Linked DNA regions of Homo sapiens: region 2 is linked to region 1. A link is a loop called in an ENCODE intact Hi-C map of the cell type or tissue named here. Cell type or tissue: heart left ventricle. All regions are shown on one strand. Links, peaks and the distances in the headings refer to the core of each region. The heading gives the core; the rest is flanking DNA.

What was found. Hi-C counts contacts between places; a loop is a spot of excess contacts. Peaks named below come from ENCODE experiments on the same cell type or tissue, not always from the same donor. Only the 100,000 strongest peaks of a DNase experiment are listed, where the experiment ranks them.
Region 2: a loop joins it to region 1, with 4 times the contacts of the local background. A loop is called at or near these places in 1 of 110 quality-filtered maps.

Annotation. Positions count from the first base shown.
Region 1 is chr1:195,659,647-195,672,455 of GRCh38, reverse strand. All of the region lies in intron 2 of LOC105371671 (a long non-coding RNA gene), which reads left to right. Among named protein-coding and RNA genes, the nearest start is that of LINC01724, 420 kb to the left of the region's middle. In heart left ventricle, for the core only: no CTCF peak of the experiment used is centred there; no DNase peak of the experiment used is centred there.
Region 2 is chr1:195,716,590-195,729,398 of GRCh38, reverse strand. It overlaps LOC105371671 (a long non-coding RNA gene), which reads left to right and starts at 7,500. Exons shown (of 3, transcript XR_922391.1): 1 at 7,500-7,579. RefSeq lists an enhancer at 8,355-8,884. In heart left ventricle, for the core only: no CTCF peak of the experiment used is centred there; a DNase peak (open chromatin) is centred at 6,178.

The sequences.
Region 1 (12,809 bases), core at 4,656-9,655:
GTTTATTCATACAAAATACCATTTTGCGATTAAGATTAATAACCTGGAGCAATACATATCAGCAGGGTGGATCTTAGAAACAGAATAGTGAGTGAGTAGCTCCCAATAAAGGGGAAGGTTTTAGTATATGTCAACATTTCAGTTCAAACCTTGGGACAGACCTTCATGGAATCCACTTAGAAAGCTTGGGGACAAAATAAATACAGATCCAATTCATTGCTTGCTGACATAGCCTATGACAGGGCATAAGAAGTCTGAAGTTTAAAATTAATGTATTCCCAGATTCTGGTAATGGCAATGCATTTTTAGATTCTGTTGAGGCTCAGAATTGTGTGTGAAAGAAAGCTTTTACTTGCCAGAATTAATTCTTTTTAAGTGAGCTGCTTGAAAATGTAAAAAAACTTCAGTAGAAATAAGAGTAGATGTATAGGAAAGCTTGTGATTTTTGCACATTGATTTTGTATCCTGAGACTTTGCTGAAGTTGCTTATCAGTTTAAGGAGATTTGGGGTGGAGACAATGGGGTTTTCTAAATATACAATCATGTCGTCTGCAAACAGGTAATTTGACTTCCTCTCTTCCTATTTGAATACCTTTGTTTCTTTCTCTTGCCTCATTGCCTTTGCCAGAACTTCCAATACTATGTTGAAGAGGAGTGGTGAGAGAGGGCATCCCTGTCTTGTGCCGGTTTTCAAAGGGAATGCTTCCACCTTTTGCCCATTCAGTATGATATTGGCTGTGGGTCTGTCATAAATAACTCTGATTATTTTGAGATACGTTCCATCAATACCTAGTTTATTGAGAGTTTTTAGCATGAAGGGGTGTTGAATTTTATTGAAGGCCTTTTGTGCATCTATTGAGATAATCATGCGGTTTTTGTCATTGGTTCTGTTTATGTGATGGATTATGTTTATTGATTTGCATATGTTGAACCAGCCTTACATCCTAGGGATGAAGCCAACTTGATCATGATGGATAAGCTTTTTGATGTGCTGCTGGACTCGTTCTGCCAGTATTATCTTGAGGATTTTTGTGTTGATGTTCATCAGGGATGTTGGCCTGAAATATTCTTTTTTTTGTTGTGTGTCTGCCAGGTTTTGGTATCAGGATGATGCTGGCCTCACAAAATGAGTTAGGGAGGAGTCCCTTTTTTTCTATTGTTTGGAATAGTTTCAGAAGTAATGATACCAGCTCCTCTTTGTACCGCTGGTAGATTTTGGCTGTGGATCTGTTTGGTCCTGGGCTTTTTTTTGTTGGTAGGCTATTAATTATTGCTTCAATTTCAGAATTTGTTATTGGTCTATTCAGGGATTCTATTTCTTCCTGGTTTAGTCTTGGAGGAGGTGTATGTGTCCAGGAATTTATCCATTTCCTCTAGATTATCTAGTTTATTTGTGTAGAGGTGTTTATAGTGTTCTCTGATGGTAGTATGTATTTCTGTGAAATCAGTGGTGATATCCCCTTTATCATTTTTTAATGTGTCTATTTGATTCTCCTCTTTTCTTCTTTATTAGTCTGGCTAGCAGTCTATCTATTTGGTTAATCTTTTCAAATACCAGCTCCTGGATTCATTGATCTTTTCTGAAGGGGTTTTCGTGTCTCTATCTCCTTCAGTTCTGCTCTGATCTTAGTTATTTCTTGTCTTCTGCTAGCTTTTGAATTTGTTTGCTCTTTCTTCTCTAGTTCTTTTAATTGTGATGTTAGGGTGTCAATTTTAGATCTTTCCCGCTTTCTCCTTTGGGCATTTAGTGCTCTAAATTTCCCTCTAAACACTGCTTTGGCTGTGTCCCAGCGATTCTGGTATGTTGTTCTCGTTGGTTTCAAATAACTTATTTATTTCTGCCTTAATTTCTTTACTTACCCAGTAGTCATTCAGGAGCAGGTTGTTCAGTTTCCATGTAGTTGTGTGGTTCTGAGTGAGTTTCTTAATCCTGAGTTCTAATTTGATTGCACTGTGGTCTGCGAGACGGTTTGTTATGATTTCCGTTTTTTGCGTTTGCTGAGGAGTGTTTTACTTCCAACTATGTGGTCAATTTTAGAACAAGTGCAATGTGGTGCTGAGAAGAATGTACAGTCTGTTGATTTGGGTGGTAGAGTTCTGTAGATGTCTATTAGCTCTGCTTGGTCCAGAGCTGAGTTCAAGTCCTGAATATCCACGTTAATTTTCTGTCTCGTTGACCTGTCTAATATTGGCAGTGGGGTGTTAAAGTTCCCACTATTATTATATGGGAGTCAGAGAGCCAAATCACGGGTGAACTCCCATTCACAATTGCTACAAAGAGAATAAAATACCTAGGAATACAATTTACAAGGAATGTAAAGGACCTCTTTAAGGAGAACTACAAACCACTGCTCAAGGAAATAACAGAAGACACAAACAAATGGAAAAATATTCCATGCTCATGAATAGGAATAATCATTATCATGAAAATTGCCATACTACCCAAAGTAATTTATAGATTCAATGCTATCCCCATCAAGCTACCATTGACTTTCTTCACAGAGGTAGAAAAAACTACTTTAAATTTCATATGGAATCAAAAAAGAGTCCGTATAGCCAAGAAAATCCTTAGCAAAAAGAAGAAAGTTGGAGGCATCATGGTACCTGACTTCAAGCTATACTATAAGGCTATACTAACCAAAACAGCATGGTACTAATACCAGAAAAGATATATAGACCAATGGAACAGAACAGATGCCTCAGAAATAATGCCACACATCTACAACCATCTGATCTTTGACAAAACTGATAAAAACAAGCAATGGAGAAGGGATTCCCTATTCAATAAATAGTGTTGGGAAAACTGGCTAGCCATATGCAGAAAACTGAAACTGGACCCCTTCCTCACACCTTATACAAAACTCAAGATGGATTAATGACTTAAACGTAAGACCTAAAACCATAAAAACCCTAGAAGAAAACCTAGGCAATACCATTCAGGACATAGGCATGGGCAAAGACTTCATGACTAAAACACCAAAAGCAATGGCAACAAAAGCCAAAATTGACAAATGGGATCTAATTAAAATAAAGAGCTTCTGTACAACAAAATAAACTATCATCAGAGTGAACAGGCAACCTACAGAATGGGAGACATTTTTTTCAATCTATTCATTTGACAAAGGACTAATATCCAGAATCTACAAGGAACTTACACAAATTTACAAGAAAAAAAAAAACTACCCCATCAAAAAGTGGGCAAAGGATATAAACAGACACTTCTCAAAAGAAGACCTTTATGTAGCCAACAAACATATGAAAAAAAGCTCATCATCACTGGTCATTAGAGAAATGCAAGTCAAAACCACGTTGAGATATCACCTCACACCAGTTAGAGTGGTTGATCATTAAAATGTCAGGAAACAACAGATGCTGGAGAGGATGTGGAGAAATAGGAATGGTGGGGAGTGTAAATTAGTTCAACCATTGTGGAAGACAGTGTGGCGATTCCACAAGGATCTAGAACCAGAAATACCATTTGACCCAGCAATCCTATTACTGGGATATATATACCCAAAGGATTATAAATCATTCTACTATAAAGACACAAGCACACATATGTTCATTGCAGTATTGTTCACAATATCAAAGACTTGGAACCAACCCAAATGCCCATCAATGATAGAATGGATAAAGAAAATGTGGCACATATACACCATGGAATACTATGCAACCATAAAAAAGGATGAGTTCATGTCCTTTGCAGAAACATGGATGAAGCTGGAAACCATCATTCTCAGCAAACTTACACAGGAACAGAAAACCAAACCCCACATGTGCTCACTCATTAGTGGGAGTTGAACAATGAGAACACATGGTCACAGGGATGGGAACATCACATACCAGGGCCTGTCGGGGGGTGGGGGTCTAGGGGAGGGATAGCATTAGAAGAAATACCTAATGTAGTTGATGGGTTGATCAGTGCAGCAAACCAGCATGGCATGTGTATATCTGTGTAACAAACCTGCATGTTCTGCACACGTATCCCAGAACTTAAAGTACAATAATAATAATGGAAGAGTAGGGGGTATTTCCCAGTACATGGGGACTGAGAAAGAAGCCAGCAATAACATGGACTCATGTTTAAAAATCATTATTGATCCAGAGAACCATGGGCATTAGGCTACTGGACCTCAACAAAATAATCTGGGGATCTCAGGGCTGATATTTCTGGCTACTGTGGATGGAAACACTTATAGTACCCTGCTTCTTCCAGAAAACCACACACACACAAATGTAAAACTAGACAACCTCTCAGAACACAATCATTTGTGGACTCTGTTAACTGACAAAGGAAATCAATAACTCCATCCTGGTTTTCCTATAAACCTTCTGCCCATAGCTTTTTAGTTCTCATTATTGAATCTGTTTCTTTTGACAGATTATCAAATATCAGTTTTTGAGTGTTTCATGTTTCCTTTTCCCATTTTCAGAATCGTCAAGCATTTTTCATCGAATCTCATTATTTTAACCGTATGTACCAATGACTCCTGATTAGATATTTTAAACTCCATCTTTTTAGTTCCAAGCCCGGAACTCTAATTGCTACTGGACATCTCTACCTAAATATAATAAAGGGGGTTTCAGATAACATGTAAATAACATGTTCATTATAATCAACCACATACACAACTTATTCTTTGTCTTATATATCATTTTCAATTTAGTGACTTCATCTATTAAGTAGTGATGCAAGTTAAGGCAATCTTGGAATCTTCCATCTCTCTCATTCAATACAATCAATAAATCAACAACTGCATTCACAGTTTTCAATATTTACTGCCTTGCCAAACTCCAGGAACTTGTTTCATCTTGCCTTAACAATTGTAATTGCTTCCTATTTCTTTCTTTTTCCTCCAACATTGCCTACTTTAATTCATCAAAACCTTTCCTGACTTTTATATGCTCAGCGAAGCCTTTTATTTTGTACTCTGTCCATTAAGGCCAAGTCTACTGATTAGATCATACTTTGCTTATTTAATTAATTTTTAAAAATTGATTGATAACCTTGTATATATTTATAATAGACAACATGATTTTTAAGTTATATATACATTGTGAAATTGTTAAATCTAGCTAAGTAACAAATGCATTACCTCATATAATTCTTATAAGACTGGACAGTAGAATAGTGGTTACCAGAAGCTAGTTGGTTGCAGGGTTGGGAGGTTTGGAGATGTTGGTCAGAGGATACATAATTACAGTTAGACAGGAAAAATGAGTATAAGAGTCTGTAGTTAACGATTATATATTTTATTCTTGAAAAATAAAAACAGAGTGGATATGAAATGCTTTTACTTATTTAACTTTTATCAGCTGATTTCGACACTTTGAAGACACAGGACATGTTTTAGTCATTTTTGGTTTTATAAAATCGAATATTGATCCTCTCTTATAAGAGATGAAGATGCAGTCATTTCTGACTATATGAATTGATATTTATATTTTTAAAATAGTTGTTTATTTTTTATTCAACCTACAGTCAAATTTAATAACTGTCATTCATATGTATTTGAAGTTATTATATTGATTTTATTTAGATGGACCAAATCAAGCATTTCCAGAGTGAAAAATAATAAATCTTATTAAAATATACTGAGTAAACTGGGCTGCTCTTAGCTGTAAGAGAGAGAAAGCACAGTTTAAACTGGATTAAACAAGTGGAAATTTATTGTTCAGAAAAAAAAGACATTCAAAAGTTGAGGTGGAGGTAGGGGTAACATTAGCTTGTCTATGTTAGTTTAATCTACAGGCTTGGAGGAAGTAGCTGCAGTAATTTTATATGTCACAACCAAATTGTGACCCCTTATGGAGCACACATAGAAACGATGTGCTTCAATGACTTTCTTAGGCGTGAGAAAAAAATTTTGATAAATCTTGTGACTAATTTTCTCTTATTTTTCATTGGCCCTTATTTGGTTACCTGCCCATTCATAAGCCAATCATTCATTCTTGGAAGGAAAAGTATTACTATATTTGTTTTATAAGAATCACAATCTTAACTCCTGGAACTTGAGGTGGGGGCCACATTTCCCTGGATCATGTGAGAATGCCTGAAGAAACTAGATTGATTTTAGTAAGTAAGAAGTGGGAAAAGGACATGAGGAATTAATTAGCACAGAGCTTATACACAGCCAAGGCTACAGGACTCTTCTTGGGTCCACCTTCCTCTTTGTCTCTCTGGTGGAAAGTGCACTGTTAGTAGGGCTTAATGGAGTAGTTACATACATAATGATTTATTTATCTATTGGTATGATTCTCTAAATACTGTCTGATGTTTTCCTTCATCTTTTACATCTTGTACTACTAATTTTTAAGATTTCAGCTTCCTTTGAAGTTATAGGATCATTTGATTTTAGAAGCTATATGGCATGTGAAGAAAAATGTAAAAAAATCACATGCTTCAGGCTTGCATGTACTTTGTCACAGCTAATTTCATGATTCAGCTTTTCAAGAAAGTGAACTCTATTCATTCTTGGGGTTGGTTTTGCAAATGTCTTTTCAAGTTAAATAACCATTTAGAGTTGCCTCCACTATTATACACAAGGACAGAGTTTAGAAACCAAGATCTTAAAAACACAGTGAATTTTTGAATGAAGACACTTTGAAATGATGGTGTTGGTGCTAGTTTTCATCTTTGCTTCTGGGATATAATTTTACTTTCTTCCAGAACATAAATTGGTAGAAAGAATCATTATAAACAGCAATGAAATTATACAGTTGTAATTTGGGAAAGACTGATGTTTTAATTAATTTTGTACACAGGACACTAACATTTGCATTCCAAAAATGCAGTTTTATGGATATAATATCCAATTTAATTTTCATATTATTTTATTCTAGAGAGTAGAGTTTCCTCAGTTGGAAAATTGGTGAAAAATTCCATTTTCAATCAGTTATGTTTATTGCTGTAAAGTATTTGATAGTCATAGTTGCTATTCTAAAATTATTTGAAGATTAATTATAATATAATTTTAGTGGGGAAGAAATTTAGCAGACAATGTAGATTATTTTGCTCTCCTAGAAAATTTATATTTAAATGAACTGTATTTCTATATAATGCAATTTCAGCATATTGTGTGCCCTGTAAAATAAATGAAACCTCAATTACTGCATGTTGCAGAATCAGTACTTGTAAAATGATATCTAGGGAATTTCACTTCTACATACCAAGCAAAATGTAATGTTAGTAATACTGTAACTTACCAACAGTTGATTTTCTTGGATGGGAGGTGAGCAAGTTTTCATCAAAATGTTAAGTAAATAGTTTGAATAAAAAAAGAGGACATGTTAATATTTTCACTGTTCTCTGCACTGAAAAATTTCATTCTCTTAACTTCTTATATGTCAACTAGTAAGTAAAACACTAGAATGATGGTCACAGTATTTAAGACACTCATTTCAGACATGGTGTCCATACCAGCTCTCTTGAATCATGGATATTTACTATAAAAACCTGAATTTCAGAACAACTACCTTATCACTTTAGAAATACTACCCCCTCTGAAAAATAGCAGTATTGGAATAAAAAAGACTCCTGTGTAATGCTAGTAGTAAAAGACTTTCTGTAAAGGGACATTGAGTAGAACTTTGAAGGAATGAGAGGAAGAATGACTCACTAAGTTTATCACCAGTGCACAAAAACTGTTATGCAAGAGTCACAATGTCAATTGATTTGGAACTGTGTGTGCACATACACATTACACACACAAACACACACACACGCACACATTCAGTTTTAAGCCTGAGTGTTCCTAGATGAAAGAATCCCAGGTTAGAGTGTTTAAGCCAGGGCCATAAAATCAAGTTACAACTTATAATTTTGAAGTAAAATTCTACCACGGACAACAGTTATCCAGAGTCACACTCACATTCATACGGTAGCTCCAAGATGGAATGCAATTTGGCTTTTAAATAAAATCACTGTATGCCAAAGACATTCAAATAACCAACAGAGTACTAAGAAGATCGTACTTGTTTTAGTCAAGGTACAGTCACCTATACCAGGAATTGAAGTGTGGGAAAAATTAAAGGAATTATTAGCTAGAAAAAAGGAGGTGAAATTGGTCACAGGAGCACCCTAAGGAATAAAAAAAAAATAAATAACAAAGAAAGTGGCTGCTATCTCTAGGACCAAGAGAGAATGAATAAAAAAGAAATTAAGCACTTAGATGATTCCCTTTTTCTCCCTTTTTCAGCTCCCCGGTGTTGAGATTATAACCTTGTCAGTCAGGTCATGGCTTTGACAGAAACAAATGGAGTACTGGTGACAAAGAAACTTGCCAGAGGTTTGGGCCAAAACTGGACTGAAGAAACTGGATATTGTGTAGTAGAGGTACTTGCTGGAAAGTGTGGCAGTCTGGAGCTGAGTCAAAGGAATGACTCATAGGGTGGTGGAGAAATTCACCAAATGGTGAGCTTTAGTTGTAACTGGTTCACAAAAAGTATGTAGTAGGCAGCTGAGAAATTCACTGGAAGGCGGGCTGAAGTTAGTCCATGGGAATGATTCAGTAAGTGCTGAAAAACTTACTGGATAGTGAAGGTGGGCTAAAGCTGGTCAAAGGAATGGCCCCTGAGTAAGCAAAAAAAAAAAAATCACTGGTACATATGAGTAAGGTAGAAGTGATCTGCTAGGACTACTGAGGTCAGTGACATGCCCTCCAGCATACCACCAACGGGCAACCATGCTGAAGGAGAAACAGAACCCCAGGATAAGGGGAGCTCCTTCTTCTCGTGATAGCCTTGCATCATCACTCCAGTAGCCTTTGTTGACATAGCTTCTTTTGTCCTATCTAGCAAAGGAGGCATTCAGAGTGCAGCCCCAGTATCACAAAGAAGGGTAAATAAGGATAGATTGGAAATGAGGGGCAATACATTGATAACTGTTACAGTGCCTATTAGTGGTGATAACATGTATAGCTATTTGTCTTCAACCTTAATTTAGGTTATAAACACCCCTTTATATTTTTAAGACTGATCCATGTTGAGTGTTGCTGAATTATTAATGCGCACCTTTTGTGCATTAATGCTTCAGATTCTTTGAGGCACAACTTGTTCCTGGACTCTTATCCCCCATTCCAGCTGAGCCACCCTGGTTGTGACTGACACTGAGTATGCCTGTTCATTTGCCCAGAAGCTGCCTATAGACCAAATTCAGTTACACAGAAGTGTGGTGGGGTTACTTACCGGTCAGACAAATTCTGAGCAGTGAAAGAGTGCACAGGGGAGGTGGTTATAAAGTAAACTCCTTTTTAATGTCTTCATCTAATGGATTTTTCCAAGGATAGTGGCAGTCTTTGTAAAGGAAATAGAATTTGGTAACAGATGAACTAATATCTTCTTTCAACTCTTTACCACATTTTATTTTAGTATCACTCTTCTTGCCTGGGCCTCCTAAGGATCAATACATTAATAGCAAAGCTTTCCTTTATATTTTTGTTTCTCTGTTTTTGAACTTACTTGATCGAAGATTATCACTATACAACATAATTTTAAATGATAGATGCTCAAGATATTATTTTGGATTTTAATTACAAACTTGTTTGAAAGCAATATGGGCATCATTCCTCTTGGTAACTGAGAAAGTAATTATTCTTGGCAGGAAGTGACATAGCATTTTTAAAAGCTTTTTTTGTGATTAACTAAGATAGAAACACGTAGACTTTAAGGCATTGAGAGGGCAAGCAGCCATAACACTTAATATGAGTAGCAGTGATAATTATGAAGACTGTGGACTGGATTCACCTGCTTCAATGTTATTTAGACCTTGCAGTAATAAAATGGTAAGTTTAGGAAAGTAAATTTTGATGTCAGGGTACCAAAAATTATTTTTGATCCTATGGCTGTGGCATAAGGAGGTAAGGTGATAAATTGGGTTTGGAATCAATTGATGGCTCAGTTTGTTCACAAATCTATACTATGTTTAATTTATTGATACACTTTTGTCTGTTTATCAATGCATCTGTCAACCTAACAGCTAACATATCATTACATACACTTTTGACCCAAGGATTAAGATAATTATAGTAATAGAAAAGGCCAAATGAAGGCCCAGGAACTGCCTACCACCGTGACACATTATCTTTATGATAGAAAATAAGAAGAGATACTGTGCTCCTGAATGAATTCAAAAGTTAGAGTCACAATCAAATATTGAAAGATACAAGGTGATATTCGCCATTCAATTTATCTGTCAGGCCTCTTGATAGAACAACTAGGTTATGGTGGAAATCAGTGGACTACTGTAAACATAACAAGAATATATTCTTTATTTCAACTATTCTATATTTTTATATTTACTGGTATGGTATTTACTGGTATGATATTTTATATTTACTGGTATGGTAACACTGTGTCTAGGATTTAGTTTGTGCCCATTCTTTTTTTTGCAACTTACATTAAAGCCAATTCATCTTTGTATGGTAAGGACAACAGTAAATTTTTACCATATTGTCTACATTGCTACTGTATTAGCTGTAATTATTCTCTTGCTGTTAATTAAAATATATATACACACAAACATGTATGTACATGTGTGTGTATACACATACACATGCATTTTAAGAGACAGAATCTTGCCCTTTTGCCCAGGCAGAAGTGCCGTGGCATGATCATAGCTCACTGCACTTCCAACTCCTGAGCTCAAACGCTCCTCTCACCCTCAGCCCCTTGAGTAACTGGAACTTCAGGCATGTACCACCACAACGGGCTAATTTTTAAAACTTTTTAGAGATGAGGTCTCAGTATGTTGCCTGGGCTGATCTCAAACTCCTGGCAGCAAATTATCCTCCCATCTCAGCCTCCCAACTTGCTGGGACTATAGTCAGCTCTATAGGCAGTGCCTAGCTCTCATTAAAACATTATATGGGAATAACTTGGTCATAATCCCTTTTTGAAAGACATCGTTCTGTTCTTCTCTATTAATAGCACATTTGGGAACAGCTTTTAGTAGATAGAGAAGGAATGCACCTGGACAGGTGGGTAAAACTCAATGTCACTTACCTTTGTTTACATTCTTCCTGAATATACAACAAAGACTTCATGATGCCTGTGATGGTTAGTTTATGTGTCAACTTGATTGGGCTAAGGGATGCCCAGATAGCTGGTAAAACATTATTTCTGGATGTGTCTATGTGGTGTTTCCAGAAGAAATTAGCATCTGAATCAGTAGACCGAGCAAACAAGGTCTGCTCTCAACAATATGGGTGGGCATCATCCAATCCACTGAGGGCTGGGACAGAGCAAAAAGAAGGAAGGGCAAATTCACTCTCTATGTTTGAGCTGAGACTTCTATCTTTTTCTGCCCTTGGACATCAGCACTCCTTGTTGCCAGATTTTCTGACTCAGAATGAAGTACATCAATGGGTTTGCTGTTTCTCCAGCTTGCAGAAGATGGAGCTAGCTAGCTAGATAAATATATTGATCGATAGATAGATAGATAGGTAGGTAGGTAGGTAGATAGATAGATAGATTATTGGTTCTGTTTTTCTAGGGAACTGCGACTAATACAATAATAAGACCAAATAAAGGAGAGATGAAAGGAATTAGTTTCAAAAACAATTTAATGAAGAGTTAAACCTTTATGATAGCATTAACTGGAAATGAATTGTTACCATATTACTGGCACATCAGCATGGATCCAAAAGATAAAGGTAGAGAAAAACTTTTCTGGTACATAGAGGTGCAATCAGTAAACTTGGTTATCTACTTCCTATGGAAGAAAATTGTTCTGGAATATATATACATGTATGTCCTATCTTCTGTGCAAGGTAACTGTAAACACCTGGTCAGTGGGCTGGCATGAACAACTTAGAAGATAAGTGCGAGGTAGTTCTGACACAAATGTATACATATATATATAATATATATATATATATGAATTTCTGTTCATGAGTAAAAATGCATGAATCTTTGTGTTTCATTTAAATGTCAAAGGATAGCAATGGCACAGATGAGTTTTTTTTTTTTTTAGCCAGCAGGTGGAGAAGAGTATATGCTATGGAAATTAGATAGCTTCTTTCCTGTGCCACCTAAGTTATTTAAAGTGGGCCCATGGGCAGGGTGGACATAGTAACAAATATGAGGACTATGCATTGTTCTAAGAAAATGGAATTCTTCTTAACAAGGCATCTAGCTTTTGACACTCATCAATGCCCAACCTGCTCGCAGAAAAGAAAGATGCTGAGCCCTTGATAATGCATAGGAAACTGCCTGCCACCTAAGAGCTGGTCAATTACATTATATTTCTTGCACTTTGAGAGGTGTAGCTATTCATTTTACCAGATTTAATACACATTCTAGAGAGACAGATGATTTTCTTCATCGTGCTGTCTCTATATGCAGTCTGAGGGCTTATAGAATGCCTGATTCATGAACATGGTATCAAAAGCAATGTTGATTCAGACCAGGAGGCACATACTATGCAAAGAATTGGAACAATAAGCTTAGGATCATGGATCTCACTGGCTTTACATTATGCTTTATCACTGAGAAACAACCAGACCGTTAGAAGTGTTGAAGGCATATGTAAGTTTTTGGGGAACACCTTGTGGAGTTATACCAGGAAAGACAACATACATTGAATCATTTGCCAATATATGGTGGCATGTTCCAATAAGTAGATTAAATGATCCATGGAAATGAGGGATTCAAACAGTAAAACACATCTGGCCATCGTACCCACTGAATCATTTGTGCAATTATTGTTTCTCTTTCTTGCAGCTTTAAGTTTTGCCAGGGATGGTATCCTAGTTCCCAGAGGGAAAACATTTTGTTCTAGGGGATACTAATGATGATGTTGAACTAGAAGC
Region 2 (12,809 bases), core at 3,772-8,771, 58 kb before region 1:
AGGAAAATTATGTTGTATTGCTAACTAGATAGTAACATGCTGTGAGCCAAGGCAACTGTCTTAAATTCTTCAAAGCTTCTTTAATAATCTACAATATTATGGTATTGAATTAATGTTAATAAGTGCTTTTCAGACATGATTCTCTCTTCTTTCTTTTGATTCCTTAATTACACAATCTGGCTGTGCTTTTAGAATTTTGGGCAACCAGTGTGTGATAAAATGGCATTAATAGAAGAGGCTGCTATCAAATTTTAGTAATTCACCAGAATGGAAACAAACTGGGAGAAATTTGAGAGGAGATAATTATATGATGAAAACTTAAGATTCCACATTTAATAAAAATAAAAGAAAAAGAAAATGAATATATACAACTTTACAATAAAATTATGTTAAATAATATTTAAAAATTCAAATATGTATATTAGAGCCAAATTTCCTTTACTTACTCCTTAACTAATTTCTGCTTATTGGATTTTGGGGGTTTTACTTGAGATTCACATATAAATGACTTTTGTTCACATTTTGTTTCTTGGGCCTCTAAGTTATGGATACCTAATGAGCTATCCTAGTAGGTGTGTTTTCACCTGAACCCCATACTTTTGTCCTAGCAGAATTTAGTGAGAAAAAAACTAACTCTTGTGTAATATTTATGATTTCCAAATTTATTATAAACTTATACTTAATCTTATTTTTGTAAGAACAGTTTTACACAAATTGAGAAAGAATTAGGAATGGTTATTGATCAGCTATCTTAAAATTAAAGACACTATGGACATTAAAAAGTATAATTTAATCTGCATTTCTCTGATTAACCATTTTTTATAAATGAAATTGTGTCTTTTTACTCTTTTCACATAAGATAAGGATTTACTACATTTTGGTTTTACACACAGATTTTCCTGTCTTTAGTTTGAGAACCAAGTTTTTTATGATATGACTAGTTAGATTTATATAAATAGATCAATGCAAGCAAAAATAATATATTATTTCTCTCAAATGATCCCCCTCAAGTCTACCACAATGAGAGTTCTAGGAAAGAGGCATAAGCATAGATAACGTTAGGAACAGTGGCTATTTTGGTTGAGGAACAAGACAAGTAAATCCACTTTATGATTAAGTAATTTGAGCTCTATGCCCCACTTAGGAAAGGAGAGGTTGGAGCAAAGAGGAATTAAACAATTCAAAAAATAATATTATATGAGTTGTCACTGGATAAAAAGGTCGGTTTGGAGGTGGATTTGGTTATTGAAAGGAAGGTGAAACTTGGAGAAAGGTTTGAGGTTAAATAAGGGTTCATGTGAGAAGAAATTCTAGATGAAAAACATGCTGGATGGGATTAATGACAGATGAGACTTTACAGAAGAAAAGCTTAGGAAACTTGAAACAGTAGCAATAGAAACTACTTGAAGAGAAATAAAGATTAAAAAAAAAGACAGCAACATCAAGATCCGTAGGCTACCCACCAACATCTTTTTATATAAGTATCTGGAATTGCTAAAGGAGACAAAAGTAGAGAGAAAATAATTTGGAGACCTAATCTTCAAAGATTTTCCAAAACGATAACCATAAACCCATAGGGCCTAAAACCTCAATGAACCCAAATAGTAAGAAAAACAAAGTTAACTATAAAAGGCATATCATAAGCAAATTACATAAAATCCATAAAAGGGAAAAAATACTTAAAGGAATCAGAGAAAAATACAACTATGGATAGAGGATCAAATATAAAGAAAATGAAGATTTCATGTCAAAACAGTACAAGCTATATGACAGTAAAGCAATGCCTTCAAAGTACTGAAATGAAAATAACTGCCAAATGAGAATTATTTAACTAGTGAAAATATCTTCAAAATACAAAGACAAAATAAAACATTTAGAATACATAAAAAAGTATCCGAAAAAAATCATCAGAAAATTAAAGAAATGCTTCCGGTAGCAGTAAAATGATAACCATATAGTAAATTAGACCCTCACAGAAAAAGGGCACTAAAAATTATAAATATATGTGTAAATATAAATAATATTTTTTGTTATTATTTAAATTTGTGTTAAAGATTGTGACTGTTTAAGCAAAAATAATAACAATGTATTGCGAGGCTTGTAACATGTCAAATATAAAAGTCAAATACATAAAAACAATATCATGTAAGCCAGGAAAGGAGAAATGAAATTACATTGTTGCAAGGATTACATACTATATATGAAGTGGTATATCACATTAACATAGGCTGTGATAATTTGATAAGTTAAAAATGTACACTACACACTATAACATGCCACTAAAATAATAAAATAAAGATTTATAGCTAATAAGCCAACAAACAGCACAAAGTAGGATCAATGAAAACATTTAATTAGTGCATAAGAAGGAAGAAAATTGGAGAAAAAAAGCAAATGACAGATGGAACTTCCAAGTACAAAACAATTAACAAGGTAATTATCACATTAATGATTACATTAATTGTAAGTAGTCTAAATACCCCAATTAAAAGTCGGACTGTGGCCAGGCAGGGTGGCTCACCCCTGTAATCCCAGCACTTTAGGAGGCCAAGACAGGAGGATCCCCTGAGGTCAGGAGTTGGAGAACAGTTTGGCCAACATGGTGAAACCCTGTCTCTACTAAAGATACAAAAGTTAGCTCGTCATGATGGCAGGCACCCGAAATTCCAGCTACTCCAGAGGCTGAGGCAGAAAAATCACTTGAACCCGGGAGGCAGAGGTTGCAGTCAGCTGAGATTGTGCCACTGTACCACTCCAACCTGGATGACAGAGTGAGACTCTGTCTCAAGAAAAAAAGTCAAACTGTCAGACTGCATAAAAAACTATGACCTATTTGTACGCTGCTTATGAGACACCTATTTAAAGCTAAAGATAAAATAGGTTAAAAATAAAAAGACAGAAAAAGATATATCAGGCTAAATCTAAAGATCAGAGAATTCTACCAATTGTGAAAGGCAAAAACGATAGCATTTCTCCTGTCTTCCAGAAAAATTGCTGAAAGCCACAGGCAAAAAATACATAAAGAAATAAAAAATAACAAATCACATACTTGGTAAAGAACATGTGTATAAAATATGTTTAAAAATGTAATAGCTTAATAAAAATAAAATAATAATGCAGACTATTTCATTGATCTATGTACAAATTTTTTCAGCATGGGTAAAGGACTTTCCTTCTAGTCCTAGTTTAGTAATCATTTTTATCATGAATGAATGTTGAATTTTAACGAATGTATTTTCTCTCTCTAGCAAGAGAATTACATCATTTTTCTAGTTTAATCTGTTAATACAGTGAATATACTAACTTTCAAGTGTTAAACCAGTCTTACGTATGCCAGATAAAACTTACTTGGTCATGATATGTTTTTATTTTAATATATTGCTGGATTTCATTTGCTAATATTTTGCTGGAGATTTTCTTTATTTTTATTTTTATTGGTAATAACAGCCTCTAGTTTTCTTATTTTTGTCTTGTTTTTGTGTCAGAGTACTGCAGACCTCATAAAATGAATGAAAACTTTTCCCTAGTCTTTAATTTTTTGGAAAATTTGCATACAATTGGTATTACTTCTTCTACACATGACAGGAAGAAATCTCTATTGAAGACTCCTTGATTTGGAATTTTTGTGGTTGTTGGAATTTTTAAAATTATGAATTCAACTTATTAAAAAATATAGGATTACATAAGCCTAATATAGTGCTATCATTTTAATGTTTATAGCATGTGTTATAATATCCCCTCTTTCACTTATTGGTAATTTGTGTTTTTCATCTTTATTTTGCTCTAAGTGGCTTGATTTAGCAATTATAGTGTATTGTTCTTTCCAACCAACCCCCTATTGGTGTTATTGATTTCCATTATTTAAAAAAAATTAACTGTATTCATTTCTACATGCACTTATTATTTATTTTTGTGTTGTTTAATTTTCTCCTGTTTTTATCTCTATCATTTAAATGGAAGCTTTTTCATTGTTATGCAATATTTTTATTTTCTAATAAATTTTTCTTTACCGGTCAGTTTGCATCACACAGCGTTTATATGTTGTCCTTTCATTAACAGTTTGTTTAAAATATTTTCTAATATCCACTGTTTCTTTTTGACTTGCAGGTTAATTAGAATGGTGATATTTCCTTTCCAAGTATTTGGGTAGTTTAGAGATATCTTTTTGTTCTCTCATCGATTTCCAGTTTAACTATGCTGTGATCAGAAAACATACGTTATATTATTTCTATTATTTCTTTTTTCTTTTCTTTCTTTTTTTTTTTTTTTTGAGACAGAGTCTTGCTCTATTGCCCAGGCTGGAGTGCAGTGGCGCAATCTCGGCTCACTGCAACATCTGCCTCCTGGGTTCAACCAATTCTCCTGCCTCAGCCTCCCCAGAAGCTAGGATTACAGGCATGTGCCACCACGCCTGGCTAGGTTTTGTATTTTTAGTAGAGATGGAGTTTCGCCATGTTGGTCTGGCTGGTCTCAAACTCCTGACCTCAGGTGATCCGCCCTCCTCGGCCTCCCAAAGTGCTGGTATTACAGGTGTGAGCCACCGCATCCAGCCAGCCACCATGCGTGGCCTGTATTATTTCAATTACTTAACCATGATCCAGGATTCAACTTATCTTAATTAATGTTCCATGCCCACTTGAAAATAGTACATATTCTTTCATTGTTGGGTATAGTGTTGCATAAATATAAACTATATCAAATTGGTTGATAGTTTTGGTTGAATATTTTAAATCCCTGCTGATTTTATTGATTCTCCTGGTTACCGAGAAAGGAATGTTAAAGTCTACAACTATAATTTTCTGAGTTGCTACATTTAAAGTAGATGTCTTAGAGACAATATACAGTTGGTTGTGCTTTTCAAAGTTTTAATGTCAATCTCTGTATTTAACTGTAATATTTAGATTATATATTCTTCTTGTAATTATCCATATACTTGGAATAATATATACCAACTTTTTAGTTCTATGGCGTTTTCATTTTATTGGTTCAGTCTCATTCTTAGGCATACCTTTTGTCTAGATTTGGTTTTCTCAGTGATCTTTGTCTTTCTTCCCAAGATAGACAATTCTCTAGAATCTATAACCAGCCTTGTGTCACAAGAATTTTCCAGCTCTTTCACAAGATCCTATCTCAGTGGTCAAGGATGTTTGTCACTCTGGGCTTAAGATGGTTTCTTGTGGTTACTATTCGCCTTGAAGTATATTGATTTTGCTGCTCTTTCTACTGTAACAAAGGCTTCCATTCCACAGGGGAAAGGACGGAATAGAGGTATGTGCCTCTTCTGTAGCAGCAGCTACTTCCCTCCAACACGCCTGCAACACTCTAGGAAACTTCTCTGGTATCCTACCCTGATCTCAATATCTCTCATGAACCCCTGTTGAGGCCAATGAAGAAGAAATTCTTTGTGAGGTCAAATTCCCCTCACGAGTTTCAGGGTTTCTAATTTCTCACTCTAGTCTAGTAATTTGTCACCTGACCTTTAGAAAGTTCTTAAAAGTGTGGCTAAAATCACCAGACCCTCTTTTAAGCCGGACTTCTTTTCATCTTACAGTCTGCTCCAGGGAAGCTCTTGTCTGTCTCTCCTTTAAGTCTTTGTCTGTCTCTCCTTTAAGTCTTTGTCTTTCCTTAGATTTCAAACTAATTGGTTGCCTTGTGACCTTAGGTCTCTAATAAGCTCAAGTAAATACATGATCTTTGTAGTGTAAAAAGAAAGCCTTTAGACAAATTTGACAGTTTGCTTGAACCAAGAATGATTCATGAATTGAAAAGCATTCAGAACCAGAGGAGCTTAGGAGAGCTCCACCCAGCAGCATGAGCAGTAAGCTGTTATAGGCCAAGAAAAGAAACATGTGGGAAAGAGTTTCTGGGATGCCAGATAAGTTGGTCTCCCCTGTGTGAGACACCCATGGGGAGCCATGGGCGGCCTCTGAGGAGAAAAGTCTCCTTGAGAGGTGACAGCGTGCTGGCAGTCCTCACAGCCCTCGCTCACTCTGGTCGCCTCCTCTGCCTGGGCTCCCACTTTGGCGGCACTTGAGGAGCCCTTCAGCCCGCCGCTGCACTGTGGGAGCCCCTTTCTGAGCTAGCCAAGGCCGGAGCCGGCTCCCTCAGCTTGCGAGGAGGTGTGGAGGGAGAGGCGCGGGCGGGAACCGGGGCTGCGCGCGGTGCTTGTCTGCCAGTGCGAGTTCCGGGTGGGCGTGGGCTCGGTGGACCCCGCACTCGGAGCGGCCCCCGCACTCGGAGCGGCCGGCCAGCCCCACCGGCCCTGGGCAGTGAGGCACTTAGCACCTGGGCCAGCAGCTGCTGTGCTCAATTTCTCGCCGGGCCTTAGCTGCCTGCCCACGGGGCAGGGCTCGGGACCTGCAGCCTGCCATGCCTGAACCTCCCCCTGCTCCACGGGCTCCTGTGCGGCCCGAGCCTCCCCAACGAGCACCACCCCCTGCTCCACGGCACCCAGTCCCATCGACCACCCAAGGGCTAAGAAGTGTGGGCACACGACACGGGACTGGCAGGCAGCTCCACCTGCAGCCCCCGTGCTGGATCCACTGGGTGAAGCCAGCTGGGCTCCTGAGTCTGCTGGGTAGGTGGAGAACCTTTATGTCTAGCTAAGGTTCTGTACTAGCTCAAGGTTTGTAAACACACCAATCAGCACCCTGTGTCTAGCTCAGGGTTTGTGAATACACCAATCCACACTCTGTATCTAGCTACTCTGGTGGGGCCTTGGAGAACCTTTATGGCTAGGTCAAGGATTGTAAATGCACCAATCGGCACTCTGTATCTAGCCCAAGGTTTGTAAACACACCAATCAGCACCCTGTGTGTAGCTCAGGGTTTGTGAATGCACCAATTGACATTCTGTATCTAGCTAATCTGGTGGGGAGGTGGAGAACCTTTGTGTCTAGCTCAGGGATTGTAAAGGAACCAATCAGCACCCTGTCAAAACAGACCACTGGGCTCTACCAATCAGCAGGATGTGGGTAGGACCAGATAAGAGAATAAAAGCAGGCTGCCTGAGCTTGCGGTGGCAACCTGCTTGGGAACCCTGTTACACTGTGGAAGCTTTGTTCTTTTGCTCTTTGCAGTAAATCTTGCTGCTGCTCACTCTTTGGGTCCACACTGCTTTTATGAGCTGTGACACTCACCGTGAAGGTCTGTAGCTTCACTCTTGAAGCCAGCGAGACCACGAACCCACTGGGAGGAGAGAACAACTCCAGACGTGCCACCTTAAGAGCTGTAACACTCACTGCGAAGGTCTGCAGCTTCACTCCTGAGCCAGCAAGACCACGAACCCACCAGAAGAGCGAACACATCCGAACATCAGAAGGAACAAACTCCGGACACGCCACCTTTAAGAACTGTAACACTCACCACGAGGGTCTGCGGCTTCATTCTTGAAGTCAGTGAGACCAAGAACCCACCAATTCCAGACACATCCTTATTGCCTTCATGTCTTGATGCCCCGAGAGCATAACAGCTCGGGGCATGCCACGGGTGCGTGGGGAGATAACACTCCCTTGAAGTACTGGAGTATAATCAAACAACTTGGCTCCTGCTGAAACCCGCTCCCACCTGTTTCGGTCCTGGTAAGAGCTTAAGTAGTTTAGACACACGCCTTTGCTCGAGGAAATTGACAGAAACCGCCACTGCTATACATTTTATTGAATGACTCACAAGTTCTCCTTTACTGATTAATTCTTTTCCTCATCCCTTCTTACCTCTCCCATTTGCCCTGAGAACAAAGAGCTTGTAAACCAATAAATTGGGTGGAGGCTGAGAGCTCTGGGCCGTGAGCAAGCCTCTGCTCCGGTCCCCTGGACCTGCCTTTTAAACTCTTATTCTGTCTCTTTCTAATTCCTTTGTCTCTGCTGGACTTGGGGTACCCGCCCGGCGGTGTGGGGCTGGTTTCCCCAACAAAACAAAAAAGGGAAATTGTCTGATTGGCTACAATTAGGTATCTGCCTTATCTGGGTATGGTGTGATGAGGCATTTGCTTTATTTGGGCATAGTCTGATCCTTGGCTACCTGTGATTGCCTGAAGTTCAGCTGTTTGTGTCTGGCTGAAAACCAGCTGTTTGTTACAAGACTATACTAATAAGCATGGTTTTGCCTGCCTGCCTTCCTTCTTCCTTTCCTTTCCTTTCTTCTTCCTTTCCTTGCCTTTCTTCTTTTTTTCCTTGCCTTGCCTTTCTTCTTCTTTTCCTTGCCTTGCCTTTCTTCTTCTTTTCCTTGACTTGCCTTTCTTCTTTTCCTTGCCTTGCCTTTCTTCTTTTCCTTGCCTTGCCTTTCTTCTTCTTTTCCTTGCCTTGCCTTTCTTCTTTTTTTCCTTGCCTTGCCTTTCTTCTTCTTTTCCTTGCCTTGCCTTTCTTCTTCTTTTCCTTGCCTTGCCTTTCTTCTTCCTTCCCTCCTCCTCTCCTTTTTCCTTTCCTTTCCTTGTTTTTTTTTTTTTGACAAGGTCTCAATCTGTTGCCCAGGCTGGAGTGCCCTGGCACAATTACAGCTCCCTGCACCCCTGAACTCCCAGGCTCCCACCTCAGCCTCCCCAGTAGCTGGGACTACAGGCATGCACCACTATACCCGGTTAATTTTTGTATATTTGTAGAGATGTGGTTTCATTGTTTTGCCCAGGCTGATGTCAAACTCCTGGGCTCACGGAATCCACCTGCCTCCACCTTCAAAAATGTTGGGATTATACACAGGAGCCACTGCTCCAGGCCTTGGTTTGTTTTCATAATAAGTTGTGTTACAGTTTGTTACGTAGGAACTAAAAGTATGGAGATAGTCTGTCAATGACTGTCTGCTTTTTAAATTTTACAGTAGATTGTATATTTGTTTCAACCCCCCACCCCCACCCTTGGTAATAGAGTAGAAGTAATGGTCTTCTCAGCTTTTTATATACTAAGCAGAAACTAAAAATGTAGGTGTATGTTCTCAAATTCAGGATGTGGTTACTATTTCTGTCAGATATATTGAATCTTTACAGATTGTACTGGAGTTGATTTTGAGCACATCTTTCATAATTTTTTTAAACTGAAAGGGAGATAGAATTTTCTATTAAATACTTCTTGAGACTTTGAAATAGAAGTTATCTTGAATTTAAAGTGTCTCACACGTCCCTGTGAAGAGACCACCAAACAGGCTTTGTGTGAGCAACAAGGCTGTTTATTTCACCTGGGTGCAGGCAGGCTGAGTCCAAAATGCGAGTCAGTAAAAAGTGATGGGATTATCATTAGTTCTTATAGGTTTTGGGATAGGCGGTGGAGTTAGGAGCAATGTTTTGCGGGCAGGGGGTATATCTCACAAAGTACATCCTCAAGGGTGGGGAGAATTACAAAGAATCTTCTTAAGGGTGGGGGAGATTATATAGTACGTTGATCAGTTAGGGTGGGGCAGGAACAAATCACAATGGTGGAATGTCATCAGTTAAGGCTATTTTCACTTCTTTTGTGGATCTTCAGTTGCTTCAGGCCATGTGGATGTATGCGTGCAGGTCACAGGGGATATGATGGCCTAGCTTGGGCTCAGAGGCCTGACATAAAAGTAAAAACAAATTTCAGAAGCTCTATTCTCTGAAGGAATAGGAATAATTACAAACTTTTTTTAAATAAGAAATATAAATTGGTCATATAAAACAATAATTTTTTAAAAAATTTATTAAGGTAATTACCACAAAGGTTTTGATAGTGTAAAACAAATATACATGAAAAATATGAAAACATCCTAAACAACAAACTTTTGGAGTTCTGAATCACGAGAAGTTGATACATTGACCTCTTAAAGCTGTTTCTACTTTCTTTTTACATGAAAATTACCTGTACTTGGTAATGTCAATTAGTAATTTATGCTAACTTGTTAATTGTTAAAGATTGAGACTTTCTCTTAACTTGGGAATTCATTTTGTTTTCAAACTTTCCCCCAAATAATGAATATTTTAACAAACAACATTTTTGCTATGTTTTTAATTTTTAAAATATACACTTTAAAACAAGCTTTGTTTATCTTTTCTCTAAATAAATCAATGGCTAATTGTAAAATCAATAATCAGACCAACACTTCTATCAGGCCTGCTTATATAGCATTCTAGCTATAGAACATTATCCGAAGCATTCTAGTTTCAGAACAGTCTTAATCACTATGCTATAGTGCCTCTTTGAAAGTTCTTTACATCATATAGATTAGTGGCATTCAATTATTTTTTAAATTTGTTTTTGTTTTGATTTGCTGTTGTTTTTAGCCATGATGCCTTTCCTTAAATGAAAACCTAAGCAATCTAAATAAAATTATACAGATAAAAACTAGTGTAGTTCCTTTGTTGAAAGCAGAGGAGAGGCCCTCGCACTTGGGAACACATTTCTTGGCTCTTTCTTCTCTGAGGTTGCACAGCTCATAAAGGGGCATGCCTCTGTGGGTCACATTTTTAAAATACCAATCCAGGTGAAAACTATTTTTTGAAAAACTATTGAAGGTATCTGGATAGATAAGCAAGCATTTTTTTATTTAGATATATATATATTTAAAAACCATTGCAGTATATAGCATCTTTTTCAGTATCTTTTTCCAGACTTTGACAGGTTCATGAGGCATTATCTATTTCCAGTAGTTAATTCTCATTACTAGTGATTAACAATGATGATGGAAAAACCAAAGATGCCATTTTAATGACAGACATCTGAACGTAATGCTTGCCAGCCTGCCCAGGAGAGTGAGGCTTTCAATCACATTTAAGATGCTCCTCTCGTTAAATTATGCGGTTTATATTCCAGGACCAGTAAGAAAATAAACATATTTGATATTTAAGGAAAACAGGAACACAAACTAAAACTCAAGAAAACAATGAAATATACAGAAAGTGCTGCCATGTCTTCTAACACTGCTGGAACTGTGCCCATTCTATTCCTACCTTGAGGAATCCACACTGAAAGATAAACAAAATTCTGCTGCTGGCAAATGTTCCAAAATGATCACAAACCACATACCCCCTCCTCCACCAGCACCAACTCCACCTTTACCATAGATTTAAGAATTAACAGAATATATGGGACCATAATATTTCTGAGCTACATTGAAAAATGATAGCGATACAGTTTCCTTAAGCACTTCTCAGGTTTGTAGGAAATGTGTTGTTTAGTTGTGTGTTGGATCACATTAATATTGTTTTCCAGATCAGTATTACATGAGCCTGCACCATGAGGTCAGCCTCGGCCTTGTGACTTTGGTCAGTAAGATGTGAGCAGAATTAAGTTGTGTCACTTCTGGGTAGAAGTTTCTAGGGTCTATATAAGTTCTTTTTTTCCTCTTTGCAGTTTCCAGCAATGTCCAGAGATTGGTTGAGTCTGGAGTAAGAAAAAAAAAACATGCAGGATAATTGTGAAAAACATGACAGAGTGGGAAACAAGCACCTTATATTTTATGTCAATGAGATTTGAGAATTGTTTTTACTAAAGGATAAGCTAGCTCATTCACACTGGTATAGGGATAAGATACTAATATGCTGTTTTAGGAACAAAGAAATTTCGGTTTTAAACAGTGGGCAAATAAGATTCTATCATTGACCACTAGAGGATACTGCTTCTCTTTAATCCAGAAACTTTTCAGTCTTTGTTAGCGAAGCTCCAGAGTTCTGTAGAGATGAAATGGAATGGAGGTGGAATGAGAAAGCTTCTGAAGTGGAAAAGTGGACCTCCAATCCATTTTGACCATTTCAGTTCTGCTTTAATCAGTCATCCTGTCCCCCCGTCCATTGAGATTTTATGTAAGAAGTTAATTAACCTAATTTGCCTTCTCTCAATTTCTTATGATGTGTCCTGTTCATAAAAAGACTGTGTGATCAGTAAGGGGAGTATCTTTAGAAAAGTAAAAGTTTGAGAGCAAAGATGTTGTATGGTGTCTTCAGCCCTGGTCCTTAGGGCAGCCTTGCCCAGCAGATGCAGACTCCTCTGGTCACAAGTGCTAATTATTATCATCACCCAACTGTAGTTTCTTTGTGCTTTTCAAGAGGATTTTTCTCCAGAGAATATTTGTGTCAAACAAGGAAAATAAGTGTTACACTTTCTTTTAGAATTACATTTTTATTTATACATTAATGATTTCTCATTTGGTCACGTCAGTCTCCTATGAATTTGGCTAATGTGAGCCATTTCCACTGAGGTCACATTCCCTTAAGCACATGCAAATGTTACAAAAGGGATTCTGGAAGTTTGTAACCTTGTCTCAACCTGTGACCCTGTGAAGCCTTGCCTGGACTGGAGGCTAAATTCCTTATATAACAGGCATCATTTCTGTTTGCTGATCTGTACCTTTAATATAAGGCAGTGTTGTTTATTCTTTAGTTGTTCGTTAACATTTTCTCTACTTTTAGCACAGTAGAAAGCATTGAGAAATGCTGAGCTGAGAAATGAGCTCAGCTCCCACCAGTATATAAATTTCATTTGGAGTTTATCAGATTTTAAGAGTATATATATTATACTCTTAAATCTTTCCTAAAATACTGAAAAATTAATGTGTTATATATATATATATATACACACACACACACACACACACATACACACACACACACATATATATATGTGTCTGAGAAAGATTTATGGTATCTTTGTGCCCTGAACAACTACTGGCACCTCTAAATGTTTCTAACCTTTCAAGAAGCATATTAGCATGAGGAACACTATATGCCAACTTCAGAAATTTCAACCTTCCTAAGATTTTTTATTTAAAAGTATTATTTGAAATACTAAAAGTGTTGTTATTATTTCCTGAAGCACTATACTAAAACAAATCATAATTTTAACACAATGATTCAGAACTAGCAAAAAA